Regions from separate parts of the Mus musculus genome. Here regions 1, 2, 3, 5, 6 and 7 are each linked to region 4. The links are chromatin loops, found by intact Hi-C in ENCODE. Cell type or tissue: heart. All regions are shown on one strand.

Region 1 (4,000 bases), 280 kb before region 4:
CAGCATGACCTAAGGCTGAGCCCCAGGAATGCTGAACTTCACTCCTTTAGACCTCAAGGCTTCTCATCTGTAACTGTCAATCTTTTCAAGGTTTCCTTGAGACCAACAGGAATGTTTATAAAGTGCGTGGTGTGAGAGTAAGCAGTCAGTGGTTGGAATTCTTGCCCTGAAAGGACATCAGTGGGGAACGGTACTTGCTGCAGGTGGCACCCAAGTTTGATCCTCAGTCTTCATATTGTAGAGGATAGAATTGACCCCTGCGAGTTGTCCTCTGGGCTCTCAGGGGCTCCAGGGGATGAGCATGTGCACACAGCACAGTATAAAGACATGGAATTCTTCAAGGAGTTTAGTGCTTACATTTTCAGAAGCAGAGTATTTCCTATAAAGGTTTCTGGGGCTCTAATAATTCTCTCCAAGGTAAAAACAAAAAACAAAAACCAGTACAGAGACAAGTGGATATTATAACTAAGTCCATCAACAAATGAGGTTTTCTTTGTAATGACTCCAACTAAGCTTGCATAAAATACGGAAGGCCAGTTACTGCACAACTCATTATGTGTAGCCCCTCTTTTCCTTGAATGCTGTAGGCCGTCACGTGCTGGGGAGTCGGCCCTTCATGAAAACAGCAGCCGCGCCCCATCCCTTCTGATACACGCCATAGTGCAAAGGTCACTCCAGGCCTGGAACTCATTAGAACACATTTTCTAACATCCTATAGCAACCAGTCTTCTTTCTGGCCCTCAATTAAACTGCCTTAAAAACAGATGTTAAAACTGCTCTCTAATTTTCAAAACAGTGACCCTGTAATTTGTAATGCGACACATACTATGTATGTTTTGCTTTTAGAATATTTTTGTCAGTCTTTAGAAACAGCTTTTACTTCCCATGAGTATTTCCTAGTACAATTTTCCTAGGACAAGTCAGAACAGAGAACTCCTCTACTTTCTGCTTTTCTGGCCTCAAGCTTTTTCTTAAATTTAAGTAATGCCTTAAAACTCAGCAACCTGAAAATGAACACATGGTTTAACCACTAACATTTTCCAATTCAGCAGAAAGTCAGCAGCCCCTGTGCGTGTGTGCATCCGGTGTGCGATGCAAGATCTTCTTCCAATGCATTTCTGCACTAAGATCCTTGACTGTGACACATACATTTTACAGACAATATGCTACTTCAGAGGTACATTTCAACCACATTGGAAACTAGACAACTTCCTGAAAAAACTCCTGCCCTTGAACATAAGCAGAACGGTGCGTGTCGGTGGCTGTAGCCAGCACTGTCTGTCCCACTTACATGTACATGCCATACTGTCATTTACCTATTTGATCAATAAAGTTGTATTAAATATCTACTATGTGTCAAGTCATGAGAAAACAGGGTGGGAGAAAAGTATTTTCATCATCTTTTCTAGTCCTTTGTCATACACTCTTTGACTGAGTCAGCTTAACAGTTCTATGAATTTAATGTGTAAAGACAATGTATGAATATTTATGTATTTTAGGAAACAGCACTATTTCTGGCTCAGAACAGGACTCAAAATGTCACTCACATGAATGAAACATTAAAAAACAAATAAATGGGACAATCAGTAAATCAGTATTTTTTAACTCACAATACATAAAGTGGAAATTTTATTTGAAAACAATATATATTAGGACTGTATATGAATTACCAACTAATTAAACTTATCTAACACAGGATCGAAACTAGCTTGAAGAGTACATGGCTCTGCAGGTACTCGATTCTTCATGTGGCCTAACTATAAGCAATCACTGAGAAATCATGTTTAGGTGATAAGAAGGAAACCTGTGAGGGGATATAAACTTCCTTTAAAGGCCAAGTGAACAACATGGTGTGAAAATTGCTGCTTACAGTACTTGGAATCCTCAAGAACAAAATGAGTATGATTTCAAAATGGCTTTTCTAACCACACCTTGAATACTCCTTTCCCAGGTGAACTGGAATTCATCTCCTCACATCAAATAAAACTGAGTAAAAATGAAGTGCGCTCAAGGCCCCGCACACCCAACAAACCTGTTGAAAACACTTGGGGTGGGGCTGTGGTCGCGCTCTCGCTCCCGCTCCCGGGTGCGCTCCCTTTCTCTGTCCCGGTCCCGCTCTCGCTCTCTGTCTCGGTCTCTCTCCCGGTCTCGGTCTCGGTCTTTTTCTCTCCTTGCATAATAGTCCCACTGCTTGGTGGTGTCCACAAGGCTCGGCCATGAGGGAGCAGAACTGGTAAGGTGGGGAAAGGCGACTAAAGGAAAAAGCACATTAAAAGCACAGGTTATGGGATTCAGTATTATACTCTACTTACTTTCCAATATCAAAAACAGAAACAAGAAGACACTGTTCATTCCCCAGCACTCACAGGGCAGCTTACAGCTGTCTATAATTCCAGTTCCCGGGGAGTCAGATGACACCTTCTGGTATCCATGGGCACTGCATACACATGGCGCATAGATATACATGTAAGCAAAGCACCCGTGTATGTGTGTGTGTGTGTGTGATCTTTTATAAATCCATATTCTGAGTACATGACTACATGATATAAAACACCTGGGAAAGGGATTTGAGAGGAATGGCTTCATGAAGATAAAGGGGTTCCGAGCACTGACTTCTATTCCAGAGGATCCAAGTTTGATTCCCAACACCCACAGGGCAGCTCACAACCATCCTAACTCCAGTTCCAGGGTATCTGACTATTCTTCTGTTTCCATGGGCACCAAGGATGCTTGTGGTTGACATATAGGCAAAATACTCATACTCAAAAAATAAAATAAATTTTAAATATTTCTTTAAACAGAGAAACTGGGCCTATCTATATGAAACTTTGGGTTACAGGGAACATGCTCTTCAGGAGGACTGTGGGTCACAAATCTCTTCTTCTTTGATTCATTTCTGTCCTGTCATCAGTTGAATGGTGTGGCTTCATTATACACCATCACCACACGAGGCTTAAGAGTCATGGGCTAAGTTATGGGTGTGAACCTTTAATCTGTGAACCAAAATAATGATTAAAAAAAGCCTGTCTCCTAATATTCTTAAAAAACTTATTTTTAAACTAGGTCTCACTTCATAAGCAGTCTTCAGATCATATCCAGAGAAGATATTATTTTATGTTGCTCAGGGGTACAAGGATGAATTATAAAATCTAAAATAAATAAAACGAAGGTAAAAACAGAACAGCAAAGAAGCTCTGTCTGTTGTCTTTATTGTAAAGCTCCATTTGGCTAAGATTAGGAGAATCCCTTCCTTTCCTTCCCTCATTTTTACAATTAGCTTTTACTTAAAGGCTTGTCCCTGGAAGGAAAGTTAGTAGCTATACAGACAGTAAGTGGGAAACTCCTACTTCCTGACAGGAAAAACAAACATCTGTCACTCTGAGAAAGAGTTGAGTTCTTAATTATCCATTTAAAAAAATTCTCCAAGGCTGGGTCAGTACTATCAGGTATGACTTTCTAATATGGGCTAGTCACTGTCTCACCTGTACTGAAGCAAACACATAGGACAGAGTGACAGAAACTCCCAATGCCATCAAAAAGGTAAAACCCAAATAGACAAACTCAATGAGTGATGCTTAGGGAATGCTTACATATCATAGATACTGTGCTAAACTTCAACTCTAGCTCCAGTTTACAAGAGGAAAATATTCTAATTCATCCAAGGTTATCTAAGGTAAGTTGGACCCAAGATCCAAGCACAGGCAACCACAGAGCTCATGATTCAACAATTATTTTGTATTGCTACAGGGTTACAGAAGAGGGAGGGATCTGGTACCCTGCTGGAGACGGTAGAGATTGTGAAAATGGTGGCTAACACTGGGACACTTAGAAAAGAGCAGGACAGGTGCCTCGAGGTAAACACACAGCCTTAGGGGGATGTTTGACTTTCAGTCTAATGACTAAGCATGGCAGCAGGACAGATTCTACCACAGAAATGCTTTCTAAGTCCATTAATATTTCTTCCACCTTCAATGGTGGAAATAGGCCATCATAATGTCCA
Region 2 (4,000 bases), 300 kb before region 4:
TAGAATTGACTGAAGTTCAATGTAAAGACTGGCTTTTTAATTAGGGCTATATTTAACTTGCCACATACTACTTAGGAAAGTTCAGCTCCCTGTTTTGGGGAGCACGGACACATGAGTTGATTGACAGAATGACAGTATGTTGTTGTTGAATTGAAGCAGGACCCACAGAGAAAAATGTAGGTTTGATGATGTCTGGCGGCTCTTACATATCTGTGACCTTCTGCATGGATGCAAGCAGGGCACCACAGTGCCCAGGGCTTTGGTAGCATGTGCTGGATGAAGCAAGAATGATATTTAAATGTTGAAGAAATGAGATCACCGAGCAGTGTAGAAACACCCGTCCCACAAGTGTCCGTTGAAGATCAGTTGATGCTAGACTGCTGCTTCTTTCTGGGGATTTTTAAAGAGTTAGATGCATAGGATGAATTTCGTTAAGAAGCAATTTTTAATTATATTCATTTTGTTTGGTGTGCGTGTGCAAAAACACATGTACAAATGTGCAGTCAGGGTCAGGTGACAATTTGTAGGAGAGGTCACTTCTCTCTGTCCATCATGTGGGTCCTGAAGGTGATATTCAGACTTTTGGGCACTCTCACTAAGGATCCATGCTTCAAGCCCCATGAATTTGGATCTTTGTTCTGTTTTATTTGGTTTTGTAGAAATCGTTGAGTGGGGCATGGTGGCATATGTTTATAATCCCAGCACTTAGGAGACTGAAACAGAAAGATGTTAGGTTCTCCACGTGAGCTACATCCTCTTCTTAAAGGGGAGCTGACGATGATCCAGGAAAAGTCTTAAGAGTGGCTGAGCAGAAAGCATCTCTCCTAAAAACTGACTCTGTTGGTTCTACTTTAGCCCTTCTCCGCCTGTGTCAAGGGACTGCCCTTTCAAATACGCCTCTTTTGCAGACCTAGACTGTGTTGAGGGTCTGTCCCACAGAGCACAATCGTGACACCCAGCAGTCAGTTTGGTTCCCTTGCCCCATTTCATGTGTTTGTAGAGAATAACACTGCAGCATGGTGGAGGAGATGGAGACCCCTGAACTTGAAAGTCTGCAGAGCCAGTACAAGGAAGACAGCAGGTGAACCCACAGAAGCTGGCTAAGTGCTCACTCGGGCCACAGGAGGCTGAGGCAGCAGAGAGTGAGTTTCAGGCCAGTCAGGGCTACATAGCGAGACTCCGTCTCAAAATAAATAATAGCAATAACAATAGTAATAATTTAAGCATATAGTGTGAATATGCAGGTGTTTGTCCGTGTCTGTGCCCCCAAAGCAACACAAATGACTTACTCAATTTCAGTTTTCCTTACAGTTAGGGTAATTCCTTGGCTGGATGAGAGGGTTGGACTGCCATATACTGGTCCTCCAGCAACTTTTGCTCTGCCTGTAATATCATTGCCCTCCTAGCCACTGTTTCCCATTAAAACAACAACTCTGCAGTGCACAGTTTCCTGCGTAACTATGGGCATGAAACAAAGAAGCACTCTTACCTTCACCCCTTCTGTGCCTCTACCTTGTCTCCCCTTTCACATATCACAGTCACACGGGTGGAAAGAGAGACTCTCGTGCCCGGGACTGTTGTTTCTCAAGCCTGCCTGCAGCTGCTCCTGAGAGTTAGTGCCAGGACAAACACGTGAGCCTACTTCGTATCTCGAGGGCTATGAAGAGAAAGTACACAGAATAGCCTTCCTGTGAACAGTTAACAAGGTGGCTGGTAAGAGCCACAGACCCAGCCTTATTTGCAGAGAACTTATTTGCAAAGGAAATTGATACCCGTGTTTCCAATCTGGGTGTCAATCCTGCCAACGCTTCATTGTCGAGCCAGCATTTGGGAGCCCAGTGAGAAATGTGTGCTCAAACAAAGTGAATTAAACAGCTTGGCAATTTGGACTTTTGCCTGGCGAGTTGAGCCATGTGGGATCCTCCAGCGTCCACGTTTCTGATAAGGTGTTGCTCAGAGCGGGCTCTGCTCACTGTCCAAGAGAAGCAATTCTAGCCCAGAGCAAAAAAGCACTGCCAGCAGCCTTCTCAATCCCGGAGTTTCCCCAAAGATAAGAGAGCAGCAGACTGGGCTCAGCGATTGAGGTTTTGACCTGAAAGTTTATTGCTACTTATCTCCCGGTGAGTTTTTACTTGGGAGAGTTCTTGAAGATAACCTCTTAGCGTAAGTGAGGCTTGCAATCCAGGGGAGGCGATACATTGTTACAGCACTCTCTTCCAGAAACTGAACTGTTGGTGAGGCCCTAGATCTATCTCTGTGTTAGCTTTCTCCTTGATGTGTTTGTTACCTGAGCTCTGTGCTGTTCTAACGCATAAGGGATTCCAGGGAATTCAAGATAGGCTAGCAAAGGAAGAGCATGCAAGCACTGACTCGTAAGTTAGGGCTGTGCATGAAGCTCAGGCTTCCTCTGTTGGGCCATTCAGTTGCATTTCCTAGATGGGCATGGAATGAACAGTTCCCCGAGCTAGCCGTCCATTGCGAGATTTATCACTTTAAAAAAAAAAAAAAAGATTTATTTCTTTAATGTAAGTACACTGTAGCTGTCTTCAGACACACCATAAGAGGGCGTCAGATCTCATTACGGATGGTTGTGAGCCACCATGTGGTTGCTGGAAATTGAACTCAGGGCCTTCGGAAGAGCAGTCAGTGCTCTTAACCTCGGAGCCAGCTCTCCCCAGATTTATCACATTCTTACTCCATCCCAACAAGTGTACTAAAAGCTATAACCACCCACCTGATGACCTCTGAGTTTCAAGAGACCCTTGAATAGAGATATCAGTGTAAGGAATGTTTGGGCTGCTCGGTGCTAAACCAAGTGCATTGGCAGAGCTCTTAGTACTTAAGGTCCTAGTTCCTGAGTGGGGGGAAAAGTTCCTGGGGTGGGGGTGCAGAGGGAGTTATGTGCCCTAGAGAGGACGGTGAGAGAAGTGGTGTCCTAGTCTCTGTGGACTGCTTTAGAAACAAAGTCCTCTAAAGGGAGTGACTTATTCATGTGAGCAACAGAAATGGGTTTCTTTGAGTTCTGAGAAAACGCAGGCAGGTTCCCTATCTGGAAATGCCCCCCTCCCGTTTACATCTTTGTGTGCGTGGTGTCTGCATGTATCTGTTCGTGCATGCATTCATATGAGTGAGCGTGGGCGAGCACATGCCACGGGAGACTTGGGGAGTACAGAGGGCAGCCTGGAGACTCAGTCCTCACCATCCACTTTGTCTGAAAGTTTTTAGTCGTTTGCTAAAGCATGCACCAGAGAGCTTGTGGGGATTCCCCTGTCTCTGCCTCCCATCTCATAGAACACTAGGATTACAGGCTCTTGCTGCCTCCCCCATCTTCACATGGGTTCTGGGGGTCTGAACTCGGGTCCTCCATGCTTGTGCAGCAGGCCCTTCACCCACTGAACCACCTCCACCCCCAAATGACTTTCTTATATCTTCTTGTATCCTCATGTGCTGAGCGCTCTGTTGTAAGGGATCCCATTCATGGGGACGGAGTCAAAAACCCTCCTGGTAATACCATCACCTTGGGGGTTAAAATTTCCACCCATGGGGGACACATACATTCAAACCATTGTCAGCAAAAGGTAAGCATCAGACAGCTGCTACTGCCTTAGCTAATGGACATATACAGTACGGGCCCTTTGTTGTGACCCGATTTCTCTGTGGCCCTGGAACCATACCCAGGAAGGGCAGCGTGTGCATATATCAGTGTCTGTCTCTGCTGTGATGAGCGGTCAGGAACTGAAACGAGGAGAGGAGCTACCAGACCTTATATTCCCTCATCTTCCTGGTGTCTGAACCTGGCTTCCCCCGGGTGCCTTTCTAACCAAATGGAGCTGTGCCTCTCTTTTGCACTTCTCACTGAAGTGGTGGGAGGATCCAGTAGTCATTTTCATTTGGGGAATCAACCTTGTTTCTATGACACCCGCAGACCCAGGGTCTGGCCTGTCTCCCCTGCAGATCTGACAGCTTGAGGACTGATAAGAATCCAGGTTCTGACACTTGC
Region 3 (4,000 bases), 480 kb before region 4:
TCTGGTTAGACATACATGATGGTACCACCATGACCCACGTTTCTCCACAGAACCAAGTAACCATGGACTGAGCCCTTTGAAACCGTGAGCCAAAAGAATCCTCCCATTTAAATGTTTCCCTTAGGTATTCTGGTCCTGGCACCTAAAGTTCTAACATATAGGTCCACCCAGTCCCACCATATATATGCCATTTGATTCTGTCTAACGGTAAAGTTGCCTTAGTTCTAAGGGGAAGAGTGTACCATCCTAGAACAGAAATCCCTGAGGGTCCCAGACTCAAGAGACAATTGGGGTCAGAACTAAAATCTTCAGGAAGCTAAGAGTTCCCAAGTGACATGAGCCCTCCCTGCTCCCTGCAGCTGGCACTGGCCCTAGCCTGAGTACTGGCCTCTTATAGGCCTCTTCTTGTCTACATATGGTTTCAGCCTTCCTCTAGGGGGCTTAGAACTTAGGCTCGGGGCTAACAACTACATCTGGGAGGCTCTAACCCAGAGAAACACAAAGACCTCTTTCAAAGTACAAGTACTGAAAAAAAAAATATAATCTCAACACTTCCTCCGTATGCGTCATACCTTTTTTTTTTTTTTTTCCTGATGTCAATAGCATGTTGGCCGATTGGGTCTCAGAGACCATGTTAGGATGAACACTGGTTGCTGTGTTTAATTAGAAGGGCAAAAGATAGAGTAGCTTGGACTTTGAGCAGAAAGAAAACCAAGAGGAGGAGCTATGAGGCCTGGCAGATGTTCTCTGACACAGTCAGTCCCTGCCAGCTCTGGGCCCTGTCCCACCCCTGTAGAAATTCTGGCAAGTCCTATCGTTATTTTTTCTAACCTGTCATTATCTGTCTCCTGGAGGTAATAACTTCAAATTTCATAGGACTGTTCAGTGAAAATTAAACAAAAGGAAACACATCGGATACTTTCTATAGTACTAAACATATAGCAAGTATCTGGCACCAGTATTTTTGAATCATAGACATTGCTTTATTGTTTTTTGCTTTGCTTTAAGATTTGCTTGTAAGATTCTAGAGAGAGGCAAGCGGCCAAGGAGAAAAAGATGATTAACAGTTTCCAGGGACCCATGCTGAAGTAGTGGTAACGCTGGAGTGACCCCTTGCTGGGGCACAGATGTTCAAGCCTCCAGATGTTCACACTGGACTGGTTTTCTGTATGTAGCACAAAGGAGCTGAAACCCAAACAGGTCTGGGAAACTTGTACAAGCACAAAGTCAGTCGGGAGCACAGCGACAGTCTTAAATCAATTGCAAATAAAAGCCCCAAGAAGGAACTCTACTACCGCCTGCACCCGCGGTAACCTGGAAAGCTTGCTTCTGCTTCGGGTTTCTCCACATTATACAAAGGAGTAGGAGAGAGAGAAGTGGGGAAAGAGGAGGGGTGAAAGATGGGGAGGGGAAGGATGGAGAGGAGGAAGAGGAGAAGAGAGGGGGAAAAGGGAAGATGGAGGAGAAAGAAGAGGGGGAAGAAAGCGGTGGGGGGAGACTTTTTAAACATTCCTCCCCCAACTTCCTGCCTCCTGGAGAGAGGAGCCAGCAGCCACCAGAGATCTTAGAGGGACGCCTTGTGTCTGGGCCACCACGGGCAGTCAAGGAGCCTTGCTTTTGGTCCTAGGGGAAGCTGTCCCTTGAGGAGGCTGCAGTGTGTCCACCAACATGGTTCAATGAGGGCAGTAGTTTGCACACATGGGGAACCACTAGGAATGACAGAGTCTAGCCCCGGGGCTATTTTAGGCCAGACCCAGAATTGGAGTCAGTGGAGGTTTTGTTTATGTAACATCTGCTCAAGGCTCTTTGGAGCAAATAACCCAGGCTTCCAGGCCTGCGCTCGCTCAACGAGCAGGGGCGTGGCTTCGAGCTTCCTGTTGTTCTTGGCACTGCTTCCCTGCTGTTGTGGCTCCTCTCCCAAAGCTGTTTGCTGCCTCCTAGGCTCAGCGCAGTAGCTTTCTCCTTAGATCCCTTTCTAGGGTCAGGATAGCTTGTAAGTAGCCATGAAGCTAGAGGAGATGGTACCGCAGGGACTATGCTCCAGGGAGTTGCTTCCTGACCCCCGGGTGTCCTGGCCACTTGTCAGCCTCCCCCTGCTTCACAGTGCCCGCCCGATCTCTTACTTGAACAGCTTTCATGACAGGTCTGGCATGCTAGACAAAAGATTCTGTTCTGTATTCTGAGAGCACAGATCTGAATCACGACCTGCACCTGATCCTTGCGGTCTGGAATTGTCTTTACCTGAAAAGCATATAAACAGGACTGTTTCTTGGTGTCCTCCTGCGATTGGCTCCAGTACCCAGTGGATACTGAGATGCAAGGATGCTCGAGTACCTTCTGTGAGATGGATAGTGTTTGCATAAAACCCACGCAATCTCCTGATTACTTGTTTCACACAAATCAATGTAAGTGCTGTGAGTAGCTGCAGTTATTGCTTAGGGGAAAATGACCAGGAAAACAGGAGTGTACATGTTTAGGACAGATGCGGTTGTTTTTCATAAACATTGTTGTCTGTGTTTGATTGACCCCATGAAGGCAGAGCAGACACAGTGGGTTACCGTACATATTATAATATACACTAATTTTCTTTGTTTCAGGCCTTCTCAAGGGCATGAAGACTGTAGCTTTCTAAAAATCCAGATAATGTAGGTACTGTGTATTTTGTCATGAACTCTTTGTATGTCTGTGTGTGACAATTACGTATGTGTATGCATATCTATAGCTATCTATATTTATATCTATCTATATATAATGTATTTTGACTAAATTCACTCTCCCCCATTCTTTCTTGTCCCCTCTTGCTGAACTCCATATTCCTTCCACCCAGTCCCTCTCCTACTTTCCTGACATTTTTTCTGTTCTTCCTCCCCGTCCCCACTCACAACTTACTGATTTTAATCAGCATTGTTTACATGAGCTTGGATAGGAATACTATTTCCTAAAGTCTGGACGACCTACCTGTGGCCAGGAGGAAAATCCCCTCCCCTCCCCTCCCCTGATACCCTGTTAGCTGCCAAGAACTCCTCAAGGAAGGCTAGGCCTCATGAGGAGGCCTCCCTCCCTTACAAATGATGGACCACTGATGGGCCCTCAGTGGGCAGGTAACCATGGCTACAAGTTTATGAGTACAGTGGCCATGTCATCCTGAAGATTGGGCTTCGCAGCACTCTTCCTCATCTTCTGACTTACATTCTTTCTAGTCCCTGCTCCATGATCCTCTTTGTGCCTTGGAGGGGGAAATACAGATGTGTGGATACACACAGAGGATAGCACTGTCAGAACGCCCCACTGCCTCAGCCGGTGGCAGAGGCTACTGCCTCACTCTCAGCATCTCGGAACAGGAAGCAACTCAATGTCCCACCAAAGTGAAACAGATAAGTAAACTTAGCTACACTCACACAGCATCTCATATACTCATACAGAATACTCTGCCTCTGCAGAAAAGAATGTGTCACCCATGCCCTCAACTGTACCCATGTCTAGATCTGTACCCATGCCCACATCTGTACCCATGCCCACATCTGTACCCATGCCCACATCTGTACCCATGGCCGTATCTGTATCCACACCCACATCTGTACCCATGCCCACATCTGTACCCATGCCCACATCTGTACCCATGCCCACATCTGTACCCATGCCCACATCTGTACCCATGGCCGTATCTGTATCCACACCCACATCTGTACCCATGCCCATATCTGCGCCTGTACGAGCAGGATATGAATGAAGTCTCTGCCAATAGGAACAACTTTAGGAAAAACTTTAATTTTTTCCTCATGTTTGAAGGCAAATTTTCAAGTCTCTAAACCCTTGCCTAACTTCTGCTAATCTTCTCTGGCGTAGAGAAGGGCGCCAGCTTCCTAATAGCTCTGCTTCCCACAAGCCTGGGGAAGTGGAAGCACAGCTCTTGGTGGGGAAGAACTCAACTTTGATTGTAGATTTTCTTATTCTTACTAAAACCCAATAGACTAGCCAGTTGACCAAGGGAAAACAGTTG
Region 4 (4,000 bases):
GGACTAGTGGATGAAGCTTACCGTGGAAATTGCTGCAGGGACTAGGCAGCTGCCTCTCCAGCCTTTTCTACCTGACCAGCAGGTACCGGTGAGGTTCTTCAGTGTCAGTACAGTAGAGCTCTAAGAGTGGAGTTGTAACAAGCATCCTGAGCTGACAGAGAAACCATCTGACTGCACCTTCAGTTTACGTGTAAGAGTCTGATTCCCACCAAGAGGTGCCGTCGCCTCTCCACTCACTCAGTCCCTGCTGTCTCCTCATTCCTCAGCACATCCCCTTTGTTTTACAAACAGATCCTTATTCTTAACCCCAGAATTGATTTTAAAATAACTTATTGTTCCTACCATTGGATATTTTTAAGAATCATACTTTGATGAAATCCAAATGGCTTCAATTTAAAAGATACAACAAGGTTTTATCAAACACTTTTTTAAATGGTGTTATTTAGGGACCAGACACAGTAGTGCATGCTTGCAATCCCAGAGCTTGGGAAATAGATGCCGGAGGATGTAAAATTCAGGGCCAGCCTGGGCTACATACTAAGCACTTGTTTAAAAGTTTTGTTTGTTTGTCTGACTGTCTGTTTATTGTGTTTGTCCATGCACAAGCCTGCATGGCATTCAGTCTCCTTCAAGATGCACACAGAAGAGGTCCACCAGCATCATTGGAAGTTTGGGCGAGTTGCATCGCTCCCACGGCACGCTTCTAGTAAACTTGTTTCCTTCATCCTCTCTGCTTCCGTGTGATTGAAATGTTCCCGAGTTGGTTTCTTCAAAGTGTCAAGTGGTCCGCGTGGTGCCCTTGCTTTTCATGTGATTGAAATGTTTCTCACATTTGTCCCTTGTGGGTGTCATGTGGACCGTGTGGCGCCCTTGCACAGCCCTTCCCAGCATTTGATGAAGTTTCCCTTATTTTTAGGAATCTGAAAATAGCCCATTGTATTATAATTAGCCAGTGGTAACCACCCAAATATGATTAGTATGGCAAGGACTTCTGCTTCTTCTCTCTTCCAGGGGAGAGGATGTGGGTGGGGGGAAAAGGCTGGGTAATATTTTGAGCATTTTTTTAATGTCGTTAAATACTTAAGAAGCCTTAGGAAATATTTGTGTTTTCAGGTTCTCTAGGAGGCTTTTGAAAAATACTTACACAGCTAATTTCAAACGAAATATTTAAAACTCTGGGGAGCTAAGTCTTTCACTTTTATCCTAATAGAGCCACTTATAGTACCAGCCTTCAATTTGTCTAGTACAAAGAAAATGAGAAACCTGCCCATGACTAGTGAGCTCAAGAGTGGTCTCAGTCAATGGAAAGTTCATTCCCAAAGTTCTGCACAAGTATTTAGCAGAGTTTTAAAAATTCCTATTGTAACAGTTTTGCCCAGTTTTTCTGACTCTCACTAAGCCCTAAGAAGAACACACTAGCGCAGACAAGATTTACCGTTTGCTTGGCTGCTTTTGCCTCTGTATGATCCAGGAGTGCTAACCCAAAAGATGCCTGCAGCAGTAGATTACTTCCCATGGCAACTGACTGCAATGTTACAAACATGAAGCGTTGGCCAGTTCTGCCTGGAGAGTAAGGACAGTTCCTGTTCGAATGGGGTCACTCAAAACTGAGGCCAAGGGTGACATGATCAGAGCCGCTTCCAGCATGTGTCCTTTCAAAGAGATGTTCTCATCGCCCCCAGAGCTTCATTTTAACTTGTGAGAGTTGAGCTTGTCTGTTGTTGTTGTTGTTGTTGTTGTTATTTAATGTTTTGTTTGCCTTTTTATTTCCCTACCCAAGTTGACCCACTGAGAAAGAAGTTATTTTTAGCTTTGGAAACCTCTGTAAGAAACAGTCTCTGCCTTCTAACTAAACTTTACAAGAAAGATTTATTTTGGAACTTTGGTCAAAAGCATCTGTACTCTGCTGGACAAACATCTGTCTTCCAACAAGAGTTGCTGGCCTTCTGATGCTGGTTAATCTGGGTTTGTACTTCAGAGTCCCACAGAGCAGCGTACACTCATTTGTTGATCCATAGCGCCTCTTGGTGGCCAATGTAGGTTACTGCAGAAGGAAAATGAAGCCCCCTCCCTTTCCCAAGTTTAGCAAGTTCTTAGAGACAAGTTTTAATGCAGGCACAGCTTGAAGATATGATCTGAAGAAGCTATGGGAGCACACGAGCTGGGCCGCTCTGCTAGAGCATGGCCATGGCAGAGGATCCCACTGAGCTGGTGTTGTAAGGACGATGGGAAGAGCCACATACTGACCAACCTCAGCCTTCTCTGGTCTGCCTGATTGACAGCATGCGCTTGACAGACTGGGCTGTTCCTGGCAAGCCTGCTCCCAGTTCCCCTGTTGCTTCTTCCATGCATGGGCATAAGATTATAGATGGGGTTTTTGTCATTAGGATGCTTGCATTCTTTACTGTCAGTTCCTTCTAAGGAGAGCTGTTGTCTTCCCCACCTCTGAATCCCAGACACGAAGCCCAAAGTCTGGGTGCATGGGAAGTGTCTAAGAACCAATCGTGATGCATGAAGACATAAAATTCATAATTATGGACTGTCCTAACAACACAGGCATATTCTTAGTTTTCATTACTGTACTTCTCTGTATTTACTCTTGTTAAATTCCCTTAAATATAGTGATCTCCGCTTGATGAAAAACCTAGGCAGAAAATAACAGCTCCCCACCCCATAACAAAGCTGGGCAGTTGAAAGGCGTCCCCCACTTCTCCCTTCTGACTTTCTAACTTTTAGTTATCTGCTAAATCATTACCTTGCAGTGTCAGTTTGTATTCAAAACATCTGCTAAAACTACTTCACCAGTAACATTTTCTAGTGGAAACTAGCTTAGAGTAAACCTAGTCCCCTATCTCCTAACAGCAGGCAATGCCGAATTACAGTGGCTTTCACAGACTAGAGATCCATGCTATGTCTGATTGTACCCTAACCAATTGTATCAGGGTGTGCTATGTAGAATTTTTAAAAAAGATATATCTGGCTATGTTTGAGAATTGAGCTGTATCCCACTGACCTCATATGTGTGTTCAACAAATATTTATTGATTTCCCATTGTGTACTTGGCATTGTGTAGGGTATGGAAGTAGATAAGTGTTTTTCTTCCCTAAGTCTTGTGAGGAGCCCCAGGCACCCTGATGCAGTGCACTCTGAGCTGTCATGGAATCATGCGTACCCAGCAGGCTAAGGCAGTGTAGGGGTGTGTCTGCAAGGGAGCTGCACACTGATGCTGTATGGATGGACTCTGTGGCCTTATCAAGGCAGCGAGCCACCTCTGTGGAGTCAGTCTGGGAGTAGTGTCTTGGAGGAGAGAATAGCCACACAAATAACACTGCATTCCACACATAGAATGTTCACATGGGCAAGGCAAGGAAGGAACGTGTGGATTGTAGGTGTGGTGGATAAGAACAGTTTCTGCCTGTAATTCCTCTGATCCCAGCCTTCAGCATCTTTGCTGAACTCTGTGTATCGGATCTTCATGCAAGGCGTTTCTCATGCCTGGAACATCACAGCCTCTGGTGTCAGGTCTAACCTCCTTTCATCCTGCAGAAAGTCAATGCAGCAGCCTGTGCATCTTCATTCCAGTGCCCACCACACCACTATATGACACAGTGTGTCCCCCTCTCCTCTATACACAGGAGAAGTGTTCTTCCTCTACATATATAAAGCGTGTACTGTTTTTCATCAGTACCTAATCCTCTTTTTGGTATTTGGGGCTTAATAAAGATGCATTGATCAGATCAGATAATTAATTTAATTCCTAATGGCTCTCTGATGACATATCTCTGTATGTAACTTCAGGACCCTGGATATTTGTGAGTTTATCCTTTTTATTTATTGCTAAAATGAGAGGAATATGGAAGGCCTCCCTATGTAGAATTCAAGCCAACATGTCCTTTTTCACAGTAGTAGACCTAAGACAGTTTGGGGTGTCTCTATCAAATACCTCCCCTCAGGGATCAGGGAACCCCTTGAAAGAAGAGGTGGGGAGAGTATACGAAGC
Region 5 (4,000 bases), 76 kb before region 4:
TCTTGAGAATATTAGTGCCTTAATATTTATGTCCTCAGTTCTAGGAGGCAATACTCCTTCAGAGAAAAGCTGCTCTTGATTAGTGAGTAAGGAGGACCCTTTAGCCCCCAAAGAGATTATTAGGATCCTGATAGTGAAGAAAAACATTGAGGTAAAAACATTTTAGCCTAAAAATGTGGCAAAGAGGGAACTCACTATGTAGCCCAGGCTACCCTTAAACTCATGTTTTTCCAGTCTCAGTCTGCTGAGTGCTAGGATCAGGAGCCTGTGCCACCATGCTTGGCGTTAGTTTTAGGAATTATTTCAATCAGTACCTGCTTTGATGCCGTTTAATAAGCTAGATGGACAGATGATAGATAGATAGATAGATAGATAGATAGATAGATAGGCCAAGTTAGATGGATGGATCGATGGGTGGGTGGGTGGATAAGAAAGGGATATAACAGATTCTAGGCTGAGACTCATTTGATGATGGGAAAATGAAAGACTAACAAGTTGGACACCAAAAAGAGCGCACACATGTGTATGTGTGTGCAAGCACAGTGATACTGTGTTTTGAAACATAACTATAAATGTAAGCAGAAATATAATTTTTATAGAGGCTGACTTTGTCTGTCTACGTGTGTTGCCTGTTTATTCTGTCCATGGCACCTGGACTGAACTGGTCCCAAGCGGGGTGGTGATTTTCACTGAGGCATGTATAAAATGAAGCCCCCTCCCCCTTTTTTATTCCTTTTATTTTTTAAAGCAAAACACATGGCTGCACCTCTTCTTCAGGCTCTTGATTTGTTGCCAAGCTGACAGAGAGCCAACTGGAACAGGAAACTGATATGGAGCAGTGCTCATTAGCAATTTACATTTTCTAATGCAACAAGAGTTCATGTGTTAGGTTTTAGAAGCTGAGGTTTTATCCAAGCAATTCACTGAAATGAGAGGACACTTCATTTTTTATCTGTGTTGTGCTGGTAAAGACAAATAGTTTAATCTGAACAATTCTTTTCATATAGTGGTGTAGGATTTTCATATAGTGGTGTAGGATTTGAGAGTCCTTCCCCATTAAATGTGTTTGGATACTTTTTGGCTGGGAATGCATCTCGTTTTTATGAGTGTGGAAACCAAACACTGGACTACAGTTACAGCTGCTGGTTCCATCCCCTCCTTGGTTTGTAAGAAGTAAAGTAGCATGCTTGTTCATAATTAATAAATGCAGAGTGCTTTATATCGTGTTCCCAGACACTGGTCTCCATATAGTGTGTAATTGTATTTTTAATAATTTTTAAAATTAATCTCTGTCCTGCCAGCACCTTTTTAACTTTTCTTGTTACTCATCTCACTCCTCTCAGAGAGAACTCAGAAAGCAGACAGAGCATCTCAGTGACTGGGGGCTTGGGGAGTTAGCACACGTCTCTTGATTATTTCAAGTTGTTCTCCAAGGGAACAGGAATCCAGACAAGAATGACATCATCTGTGCCGAGCACAGGCTTCTTTAGAAACAGGCATTTGTAATGGCTTTTGACTAGGGGTGGTTATAGCATTTCAGAGGGGCGGGATTGCCAGGTACCAGGCTGGAGGTGTGGGAGCTGTTAGGAGTCTGGACAGCCATCCTCAGCCTCCAGCAGAACAGAAGCCATCTGGGGCTGTGTGTGTCGGAGGTTTTTGGGTGGTGCACGTGCAACGGAAACTAGCACTAGCCCACTCTTAGCTATCCTTATTGTTATTATCTTGTCAGTTCTTGCTTGAGCCAAATCATGCCCAAATTATTTTTTCACAGATTTAACATGTGAAAAAAATCAGGAAAATATGTCTGAGGATGAAAGTATCTGTATAGACTTCCCTACCCTCACCCAGGGTGAGCACCAAGCTTAGGACCTTGATTGTGCTAGTCAACATTCCTCTACTGAGCTATATACCCAGCACCATATTTGGGGGTTTGGTTGACTCTTGTTTTTTCTATTTGACAGTGGAAAAAATTATCAACATTTTTCCTAAAATAATAGAACAGCAAAAGGACTGAAAAAAATTTGGGTCATTATTCTCCAGGGTAGGGAGGAGCCTCAAACAGCTTCTAACTAGTGTGCCACACCCATGGCTCCCTCTATGTCTGGACTCCGTGGCACACCCCTTGGTCCTGGGCCTTGCAGAGCTGTGGAGTATCATTTTCCATGATTGCCTCCCTCTGGGGCCCTTTTCTTCTTTCATTCTCTGTGTCTCTACCACAGGCCATGTGCTTACTTAAATGTGTTATACTCCCTTTATACCAGAGGCTCTTGAACTACTTTCCCAGGGCAGCACAGTTAACCCCTTTAGAGCTCATTCCAAACCACAGAGCCTGAGGTCCACCTTCCTCAACCCTCCAGATTACCTCAGTGCACCCCATCTGACTGTGGGTTTTAATGCAAGCATAGTTTATTATATAGCTGTATAATAATTTCAATAGTATCTGGCATTCACTTCTAGGCCATAAACTCTGTGGGTTCTGCAAATCCCTGTACCTCAAGTGCAAATCTTATCTGCAGGCACATAATAGGCTCTTGTTAATGGTAACTGAATGGTGAAAGACTAACAAAGAAGGAAGCTCTGATTCTGTCTCAAAGTTTCCTGTAACTTTGCAAAAGTACAAATGTGGGGCAAGATCAGGAGAGTCTCTGATTTGGATGACAGGATGGTGCCCAAAGAATAGATAGAGCATCAGAGGGAGCAGGAGTCGTGACATATCATTGGTGAGAAATATTGTTAGGACAACATTCTGTGCAGTGAGAACAGATAATAGCAACTGTAAGTGCAAATCCTGCTTTGCATTTTACTGTTTTCACACAACCAAACTGTTTAGATTCTGGGGACTTTGGGTTCAGTTAGCTGTGGCTTCCCCCAGGTCTGATTTTTCTCATCTTTCTTGCCTTGCTGTCTTTGGTGGTTTGAATAGGTTTGGCTCCTTGTTGGAGTGGGTGTTTGAGGGAGTGTGTAACTGGGGAGGGGGGAGGGGGTTTGAGGTCTTCTAGTGTTCAAGCTCTGCCCAATGTGTCATCAGAGCCTCCTCCTGGCTGCCTGCAGAAGACAGCCCCTATTTAGTTTGGTCTACTTAGTGTTTGTGAGAACTTTGGATCCAAAACCAACTTGAAAAACAGACTTCATCTGAATAACTAGCTAACTAGATTGGTTGGTTTTAGTTTTCTCTTTGAAAAAAATATAAAGAATTCATTCAAGAAACTGTTAGGACTGAGTGGAGGCTGCTCCTTAGGGACCTATACTCCTCCAAATCTGTCCCTTGCTTCATCGTGTAATATTACCTACAGCCACCAATGTCACGGTGTGTGCTGTACTCTGCACTGTCACTGCTGTGTTCATGGTCACCTCCCCGGCAGTGGCAGGAACAAGCCATTGGGAATCTATTCCAAAGTGGCTCCCTCGGTCTGTCACATCATGGCAAACTTGAGAAGGCACTCGAAACCTCCACAGGCACAAGTGTCCTCAGAGATCCAAAAATGCATCACACATAGAATGCAGCACATGAGCCACTTGTTAACTGTGGCCACTGGGATCCTGAGAGCTAGGGGACCTGGGGTCTTTGGCTTGGTTGGAAGAGGACATGAAGAGGTAGCTTAGGAATATTAATTACATCCTTAAAAGCCTGCAGATTTTGGATGGAGGTCAGCAATTTTCTATTTGCAGAAAATCTAGGCTTCTATTTTTATTGTTAAAGGTTACCTTGGCTACTGTCTTGTCAAGCTATTGTGAGAGTACTGAACTTTGATGACCTTATAAATTTCAACACACTTCCTTTTCATTCCAGAAAATGTCCTCTTGAGTTCAGTCAAGCCAGACTATCTCTAACCTAGCACTCTTTCTCCCATGTAGGCTATGTCTAAATTAACAAGGAGCACTAATTTTGTTAACACCAGGCTCTGCCCTTCCAGACAAAGTACAAGTTAGCCGTCCTTTTACCACACTGTCTTAGGAGTGAATACCCAAATCACCTGGTGTGGCTTTGCATACTGGTTAT
Region 6 (4,000 bases), 390 kb before region 4:
CGAAGTTCTGTGCGCGTTCATTGATTGCACATTTTATGCAAATATATTTCTCCTGTGCCTCTCTGCCCAGGGTTTCTGTGCCTGGAAATCTAACTGCCTCTCCAAGTCAGAGCCAATCCCCTTGGGCAAGGTGAAGCTTGACTGACAGCACAGAGAGGGCGGAACTCAATGAGGGGCGTGGCTTTCTGCAAGCTGGCTAGCCTTGGTCTCCTCCTACCCCCGGGGACACGGGGACACGCTGTCTCAGGAAGGAGAAGCTTTTGTCTTGCTGGGCTAATAGTACTTCCTCCCACCCCCACCTCCTGCCTCGAAAAACCTGCACTTGAAAGGTTCAACTACCTTTATTATCTTCCCACTCCTCAACCCCCAAGCCCCAACCCCCTCCCCCTCCCTCCTTTTCGAACCTTTTGCTTTTATCGGTACAGGGTAGCCACGCCTCCCTTAGTTTCTATTGGATAAAGTAGCGAAGAGAGGTGTGTGTATGTGTTTGTTTTAAAGAGTCCCAAGCTGCTTGGTCCCAGATGGATGCGCTGTTTAGGCCTGTCTGGGGTGAACCAGTGATTTGAAGTTGCCTCCTGCGCTAACTTCATCTTCCTTCTGCTACCCTCTCCTTTTACTTTACAAGGTACCGAGTGACAGGGAGCCAGCTACCAATGTGGGCACTCAGGGAGAAGGTGCTTTTTTACTATTTCTAACTCTAGCTGTCCCCTAGTCCCGCCCACAAACCACGGCTAGGCCGTGAGGTGTTAGAACAGGCGACTTCTACAGTTTCAAGATCAGGAGGGGGGAAAGATTTTCAGCAGACGTTTTCTTCGTTAGGGGACCAAAGTGTGCCTGGACCAACCCAGGAGAGAGAACTCCCCAGGGTCCCCAGGTAGCACATTCCGAACAGTGACTACATCTGCGAGGGAGGCTGGCTGCGAGCCACAGACACACAGCAATTCAACAGGCTGATGGGACAAGATGCCACAGGCCTTAACCAGCAGGCAGGAATCCTCTTAGCTGTCACTCAAGTGCCAGCTGAGTCGTGCCATTAGCCTGCTGGAAAAGCTGAAGCAAGGGTGACTTGTCCAGGGTCACACACCAAGCTTGGGACCAAAATAGCCCTGAGTCCTCTTCCCTATCTCTCCCTGCAGACAACATGGCCTTAGTAAGGCGCTATCATTCTAACCTGAATCATTTAAAGTACTCCTAATTGCAGGCCTACTGTGGACTGTAACCACCACGTGACAGACAGGCCGAGGTAGGAATGCCTGAAGTTTTACCAATGCCTGAATCTATTATTAATATGCTGGGGACCGCGAAGGTGTTTGGGAAATGATGCTGAAAGGTATCAAAATTAGATTTTTTTAAGTAGACTTAGGTCATCTCTGGTTTGTTATAATATTGGGACAGAAAAACACTAGGAACTCAAAGGGATGTGATTCAGAAAGGCGTTAGTGGGGACAAGTCCCAGATATGGCTAAGTCTTCACAACCTTTTCCTTCCCCCCCCCCCCCTACAAAAATCCCTGTCTCCTTCCAGTGTTTAAACTTCCCTTTTAATTCTGATGTTGGCAGCTGTGTGGGCTCCTGTGAGCCTGGAGGGGAAACAATATCAGGCATACAAGATGGGCCTGGGAAACAATCAGGCATTCGCATTCAGATCTGTACACGGGGCTAGACACGTGCTATGCTCAGAAAGGAAAGTAAATTCCACTTGGCAAATTGCTCTAACTGATTCATTTGTCCTCTGAGAGACGCCACCTACCTGCTCCAAGGTAGTCAGGTAATTGACGGGGGCGGAGCCTCTGGGGATGTTTTAGTCCCTAAGGTCTCAGCCAGACTTCCGTGATGTCACAGATTTCCTGCTCTGAACCAACCAATACCCTTCTTCTTCCTCCAGCCACCTGTACACCGAAGTTGAGACCGGTCACAGCTCAGGCGGCCCTAGACGCTTCTGGCACAGGGATGGAGGCTGGCTGGTCACTGCTGCTTTGAAAGTCCCAAACATCTTTGAACAGGTGAGAAGAAACTACTTTTTCCTCTCTTTAGACCTCTGGCCCAAAAGGGATCTGAACAAGGAATCTGAATTTAAAAAAAGAAAAGAAAAGAAAGAAAAAGTAAAAGAAAGACCACTTACTGGCTCAGTCCAGAGTAACACTCTGAGAGTAGAGATGTCTGCGCCAGTCTTACTCCATGGCCAGCAACGTTATCTCGGCCAGATATTTAATCATTTTTGTTTCCTGATTATTAATCCGGCCTCTACTTGTTGGTGACGTTGATCTGATTCTTTTTAAAACCCCTGAGAGAAGTGAGGTGAGATGCTTTTTGAAAGTTAGTTCAAATGTGCAGACCAGTTCAGCCTGTTTTGTGTGTGTGTGTAGGGGGTGGTGTGGGGTGCTGGGGACATTCACAAAATTCAGATTGTCCTTTTTTTTTTTCTTGCTTGCATTCATGTCATCTGAAGCAATTTTGATCCAAAGCTGTAATACTTCCCTAGGTCTTGTTGTTTACAATAGAAAGTCAATACTAAAGGTAATAAATTCTGGCTCCCTATTTATAAGCTTTCTTCTCTCTCCCTCTCTCTCCTTCTCTCTCTCTCTCTCATAAAAATCCTTTAGTTTCCTTTATTTGTGGAAAATATTTAGCAGTCTGGATTAGAACTGTTTACCTTCAGGCCAGATAGGTTGCCTGCTGACCTTTGGCTAAAGTAAAGATTACCCTTCAAGGCCACAAGAATGTAACGCCAGGCCTGGCTTTTGAATTGTTGAAACTCTCTTGTTGTTTCTATCTTTTCTATATTAATAAATATATGGAAGAGGCTGCTCTGCTAGGACCCGACTCTAAAAGTAATTGTAAATCCTCAAGGACCCATATTTATTTTTCTAATCCTGACCACATAACCTGCTCTCAACGAGCCTGAGAGACCCACTCCACTAGCTAATATTATTAACAAGGGCAAAGAAACAAGTCCCCAATCTGTCTTCTTATCAACTTAGCTGGGAAGCTCCAGGAGAGAAATAAATGAATCCTGAGACATTCCATTTTATAGACTTTGATTAGTCCCTTTCCTGGGTCTTAAATTAGCAGCGGGGTTTATAAGGAAATCATCCACTAGGAAATAAGCCCAGAGACAGCCCTCTAAAAAGTAAAAGAACATGCCAAACATCCAACTGTACGAACGCACTGCCCTCGAACGGCTGCTTCTTGCTGGTAAGTGTCTGCTTTGTGCTTGTTACTGGTTTCTCTCTGACTCTTGGGAAGCTCGTAGTCTCTTTTCTAGCTGACCTTTGTGCCCAGTATTGTCCTCTAAGCTAGTGTGTTTGCAGAGTGACTGCCGTTGATGCCTTAATAACATTCTCAGTTGATTCAGAGGTTTGTGAGCAAGGTGAGAGAAGGACTCCCCATAGCCTGGATTTTGTACGCCATACATTTGTCTTTGATGTTCCAAACCTCTGCAAACTTTCACCCCTTCTCCTATACCTGGTTAATTAGTTATTTTTAAAACAATGGACCTATTATTAAATAACAAATTGTTTGATCATTGTCTCTAACTGCATAGGAAAATAATATTATGTTTTTATTGCCCCCAATTCAAGAAAAAGGAAAAAAAAAAAAAAACCATGACAGGGCAGAAATCAGAGTCCAGTCAGTGTCTAGTACAGGGGTGGGGTAGCTTGTTGGATAACTTGCAGGTGTTCTCCCTGAGAAGTTGCCATGACAACTCCACTAGTTCAGGTGTATACCAGTGCGATTAGGAGATTTTACATCCTTTAGCAAATTACTGAACTTCTCTGGACCTCCATTTCCTTCTCGGTAGGATAAGAGATATAAGTACTATGTAATGTGGTTCTCTGAGTAGAGGCAGTGCCTGGTACTGAGCCAGGGACAAATGAAAGCCAAGTCCCTCTCTACTGGAGGAATTTTTCTGGGAGCTTGGACGTGTGTGAGCCCATGTAGCTCTCCTGTGGCTGCACTGGTTCAGAACCCGGCTCTTATTACTGTAATTAATTGTCAGT
Region 7 (4,000 bases), 120 kb before region 4:
AGAAAATACATTCCTCTTAGGAGAAAATGCTTCTTCCTCTTCCATCTCAGAGCGACACTGTGAGATGAAATAAGTGCATGCTTTTGGAGGGGTGCAGTGCTTTCATCAGCCTGACTACAGAAGAACCTTGACCCTCACCCAACTCAAACAGCCTTGGCAATGGGATTTGGCTTGGTGAGAAGCTAATTAGAAGATGGGACTTTTAGGTACTCTTCAAATGACCCAGAGTTTCAAACAGATGTTTGGGGAAAATGCATACCTGCTGCTCTTCCATTAGCCAATTACTCTGTTGCAACTGTCACAGGCCCTCTTTCTGCAATAATTATGAAGAATTATGTCCCATCTGGCAGCTCAAATGTTTAGCTCAATTTGAAGGAAATTTAGTTGTAATTATAGGGGCAGTGTTTCTGTTAAGTCTTGAAAAGGAGCCTCTCCCCACTGCAAAAGCTTTGCTGGAAAGGTACAGCACATATTGGGGAGGGGGGAGTCTCATAGAAGCACTAAGTGCATACTGTGCACACACACACACACACACACACACACACACACACACTCCTGGAGAGTGTAAAAAAAGTACATTCTCAGGAATACAATGAACCATAATATAACAAAGTACTAAAACCTAAAATCTATTACATTTAAATGTAAGCCTATGGATTCTTGCTGGCTTATGGAATTTCAAAAAATATTTTGTATTCTTAGAGTCCCTTTGTAAATTTTAAACCATTAATTTGTATATCTCTAGAGACATGATTTTAATATTTTTTCCAGTGTAATTATGAAATTGTAAAAGTTTATTTTTGTTTAAATTTAACCTTTCTTAACACAAGTGAAAAAAAAACCAAGTTGAAATTGAAGACAAAGAGAAATAATCACTTACTAAGACTGTGGGAGTTTTGATTCTATTTTAATTATTTACTAAAAAACAGTCTCTGTCTGTATGTGTGTAGTCTGTATGAGTTTATGTGTACCACATGGTTGCAGTTGCCTGCAAAGTTCAGAAGAGGGCATCAGACCCACCCCTGAAACTAGAGTTACAGGTGGTTGTGAGATGTCTAATGTGGATGCAAGGAAATGAACTCAGGTCCTCTGCAAGAGCAGTAAGTACTCTTAACTTCTGAGCCATCTTTCAGGCTCCTTGTCTTTTTTTCTTTTTTTGAAGTCAAATAGTGAATTGTTATTTTGTTTACTAACCTTGAAATATACACTTGGATTTCCACTATGTATGGTAGATAAAATTACTTCGATAGATGGGCAAGTTTTATTCTTGGGACCTGGGAAAGGTTTAGCCTCTCCGCGCACCCACTCAGAACTCCAAAGCAGCGTAAGTGCTGGGGAGCAAGCATGCAGCCCAGGTGTCAGTTTCCTCCTTCCGAGAGCCAGCCCAGCAGATGGAACAAAAGAGTTTATTTCTGGAAGATATGAAGACATTTTGTACTTGTAAATATTTTCTTACCCCATATTTTTAAAATTATCTAATTAGCATGGGTCACATTGACTTGTATTTTATAAACCAACTCTGCATTTCATTTTAGACCAAGGTTCATTCATTTTTTTTTTTTAGCCATCTCCCAATGTGATATTATATTTACAATAAAGAACATCTGGATATTTGCAGTTGGAGAAGTCTTCGTGCTTTTAAAATATGACATTGAACAAATAGTTCTCCATCAACGGCTAAACAGCAATCAGCCATGTCTCGGATATTTGGGTGGATTTGGTTTTGTTATTAAAAACATTTGTTTTTGTATCACTTAAAACATCTTAATATGGTATGTAGGTATGTAGGTGGTGAAAAAGCAGGTTATGCTACAAGGAAAAACTCTGAAATTTTGTAATAATTAGGGTAATAAGTCTAAATGAAGAATAATGGCTGGGTTTCCTTCGGTCTGGCCTTGATTCTTTCCAAGTGAGAGCACGGTGGTGCAACACTGCCCCCTACTGTATGTCTTTGCCCTGCCCTTTGAAGGAATCTCAAAAGAAAAAAATTGGAAGAAATCAACAGCTTGGGACAAACCTATCTTCTTACATTTGGTATTTTAAAAAGGTGTTGTAGAGAGTACTCAGCACAGACACTCAGAGGATTAGTAGACTCCTCGCTTCTGTGGTGCCGTTTACTTTCTTACGGGGCGTTGCTGAGGTAACAGATGACACGTTTTTGTTTTTCCCCTGATGGATGGTAGTGGAGGTTTGTGAATGTGCTTCTGTTTCAGTTAGCGCTTGTCTCAAGGAATGGTGCATCTTTGAAAAAAAACGCACAGGATCTCTTTGAGGCTGGAAAGAATAGGGCTTTTGTCCATTTTCATGATAGCTTCAGTATTTTTAATAACAGGACCAAACCTTGAGGTAAAATGTATCAATTTAACCAATCACATCTTGGAGCTCATCCAGGCTTAACTGTCTATAAACAACTTTGTCTTATTTTGTGTAATAGAACCCTTAAATTCATGTGCAAGAGTCTTTGGCACGGATAACATTTAAACTTTTTCATTTTGATGAAAAGTTGAATTCCTTCTTTTCCCTTTCTAAGGGTATTACTTTAACAACATTATTTTGATGACATGTCCTTTGCAAATGCATACTTTCGGACATTAAAAAACAAATCGAAAGCCACTTATCATATGAATCATTGTTAAAGTCAGCTGTAATCCGCTGTGTAAAATCTCCCTGTAAAGGCACACAGGCTAGGGGCTTAAACCTGGAGCACATTAAATTAGTTCCAGTCTCTGGCGAACTGGCTTTGCCTGCCTTGCTTAGGCAGGCAAACCGGAAACAGGCAGTTTATAACAAGAAGTCTGCCTCAGAAACCATGGGGTCTATTGGAGAAAGATTTATAGCCCCACTTATATAAACATTACAAATGTGGACTCCGAGTAGGAGGGGAACCGTTATCGAAATCTCCCGAAGAGCTTTTTCATTGTGAGTAAAATGGACAGCGTGCACTGTTGTTTGAAGACCCGCCAGCGTTTCCACAGCCGTCCTCTCCACTGCTCTGCCTGATTAAAATGGAGCATTGTGAAGACTAACCAGACCACCTACTTCTAATTTGTTTTCACAGTAAGACTGCATTGGCATCAAACCTGGAGCCAAAGAGACTCTGTGCCAAAGGAGAAAATTATCATTTTGGAGTTAAAGAAAAAGGAATATAATTACATGAAATCTAGGGGTAATGGAGTCTGGACTTCAGTTTATACCACTGCCTGAGTTTAAGTGATTTTTACATATAAACTCTTTCCTAGATATCGTGTTGTCTTTGAGATTGTAATAGAACCCAGATGAGGCTTGAAATATTTGGTCCCATAAAATGAGGAAGGCTGAAAGGAGAGATTAACATTTGAGATTAGAAAAGCTATTTATTTGATACTTCACATATGGCGAGCTGAGGTCTATGGGCTGCACGTCTGTGTTCTTCTCATTTAGCTTTATCTCATTTGTAATGTCTTGAAACTTTCCACATAAATACACTTTCTTTTGCCCAAATATCTCTAACAGGGCACTAAAATCAAATTCTCTCTTTTCTTTTGGGCTTGTTAATAGTAGCTACTGTCTTGTGGGTCCAATCCAGGTGGTGCTGAGTCCACTCTCCTTAGGATCTCTGCAGCATTCCTGGAAGATAGCGAGCACATCTGTTTTTAGCATTTTTAACTCAGTCCAAACATAAGGTTATTTGGAAAGCACCTTTAAAATAGGGGCTGCTGTAAGAAGGAACACAATGAAAGGTTGTGACTGATAAAACATGAAGCCAGGATCCTCAAGAAGAGAGTGGAGTTGAATGTCGTATGCAGCACACCCATAGAAAGGTCCCCATGTTTTCTTTGTCCATCAGGTCTGTTTTCTTTGATAGCAAGAAAAGCCACTCCTCTAATTTCAGCTGGTGAGCAGAAATGAAAAATCTGATCATGTGTCACATCAGAGAACAGGTGGACTCAAAGGGAGGTTCTGAGCAGTATCACACGACTAATACTAGTGATAATTTTACTGGGTATTATTTTAAATTTTT

The links. A loop is a pair of places that touch in the nucleus more often than their neighbours do. Peaks named below come from ENCODE experiments on the same cell type or tissue, not always from the same donor. Only the 100,000 strongest peaks of a DNase experiment are listed, where the experiment ranks them.
Region 1: it touches region 4 in a loop (3-fold over the local background); 4 of 42 quality-filtered maps call a loop at or near these places.
Region 2: a loop joins it to region 4, with 4 times the contacts of the local background. A loop is called at or near these places in 10 of 42 quality-filtered maps.
Region 3: it touches region 4 in a loop (3-fold over the local background); 3 of 42 quality-filtered maps call a loop at or near these places.
Region 5: it touches region 4 in a loop (2.5-fold over the local background); 3 of 42 quality-filtered maps call a loop at or near these places.
Region 6: it touches region 4 in a loop (2.7-fold over the local background); 2 of 42 quality-filtered maps call a loop at or near these places.
Region 7: a loop joins it to region 4, with 3 times the contacts of the local background. A loop is called at or near these places in 13 of 42 quality-filtered maps.

The regions. Positions count from the first base shown.
Region 1 is chr5:74,590,026-74,594,025 of GRCm38, reverse strand. It overlaps Fip1l1 (FIP1 like 1 (S. cerevisiae)), which reads right to left. Exons shown (of 18, transcript NM_001159573.2): 16 at 2,033-2,252. It also overlaps a transcript of Lnx1 not described here. Among named protein-coding and RNA genes, the nearest start is that of Gm32304, 56 kb to the left of the region's middle. In heart, a CTCF peak has its summit at 2,412; no DNase peak of the experiment used is centred here.
Region 2 is chr5:74,611,688-74,615,687 of GRCm38, reverse strand. All of the region lies in intron 6 of Lnx1 (ligand of numb-protein X 1), which reads left to right. Among named protein-coding and RNA genes, the nearest start is that of Gm32304, 34 kb to the left of the region's middle. In heart, no CTCF peak of the experiment used is centred here; a DNase peak (open chromatin) is centred at 1,647; H3K4me3 peaks cover 951 bases; H3K27ac peaks cover 1,049 bases.
Region 3 is chr5:74,790,300-74,794,299 of GRCm38, reverse strand. No RefSeq gene overlaps it. Among named protein-coding and RNA genes, the nearest start is that of Lnx1, 89 kb to the right of the region's middle. In heart, CTCF peaks have their summits at 443 and 1,921; DNase peaks (open chromatin) are centred at 739, 1,799 and 3,529; H3K4me3 peaks cover 719 bases; H3K27ac peaks cover 1,389 bases; H3K27me3 peaks cover 782 bases.
Region 4 is chr5:74,309,617-74,313,616 of GRCm38, reverse strand. All of the region lies in intron 5 of Scfd2 (Sec1 family domain containing 2), which reads left to right. Among named protein-coding and RNA genes, the nearest start is that of Gm32064, 4.9 kb to the left of the region's middle. In heart, a CTCF peak has its summit at 2,040; a DNase peak (open chromatin) is centred at 1,986; H3K27ac peaks cover 469 bases.
Region 5 is chr5:74,385,809-74,389,808 of GRCm38, reverse strand. All of the region lies in intron 5 of Scfd2 (Sec1 family domain containing 2), which reads left to right. Among named protein-coding and RNA genes, the nearest start is that of Gm32064, 71 kb to the right of the region's middle. In heart, no CTCF peak of the experiment used is centred here; a DNase peak (open chromatin) is centred at 2,118; H3K27ac peaks cover 614 bases.
Region 6 is chr5:74,700,794-74,704,793 of GRCm38, reverse strand. It overlaps Lnx1 (ligand of numb-protein X 1), which reads left to right and starts at 1,891. Exons shown (of 11, transcript NM_001159577.1): 1 at 1,891-2,002. Gm15984 (a long non-coding RNA gene) reads right to left here and starts at 2,322. Exons shown (of 4, transcript XR_001784879.2): 1 at 2,122-2,322. In heart, a CTCF peak has its summit at 1,725; DNase peaks (open chromatin) are centred at 163, 803 and 1,763; H3K4me3 peaks cover 1,033 bases; H3K27ac peaks cover 1,156 bases.
Region 7 is chr5:74,431,921-74,435,920 of GRCm38, reverse strand. All of the region lies in intron 4 of Scfd2 (Sec1 family domain containing 2), which reads left to right. Among named protein-coding and RNA genes, the nearest start is that of Scfd2, 98 kb to the left of the region's middle. In heart, a CTCF peak has its summit at 1,945 (motif pointing left); no DNase peak of the experiment used is centred here.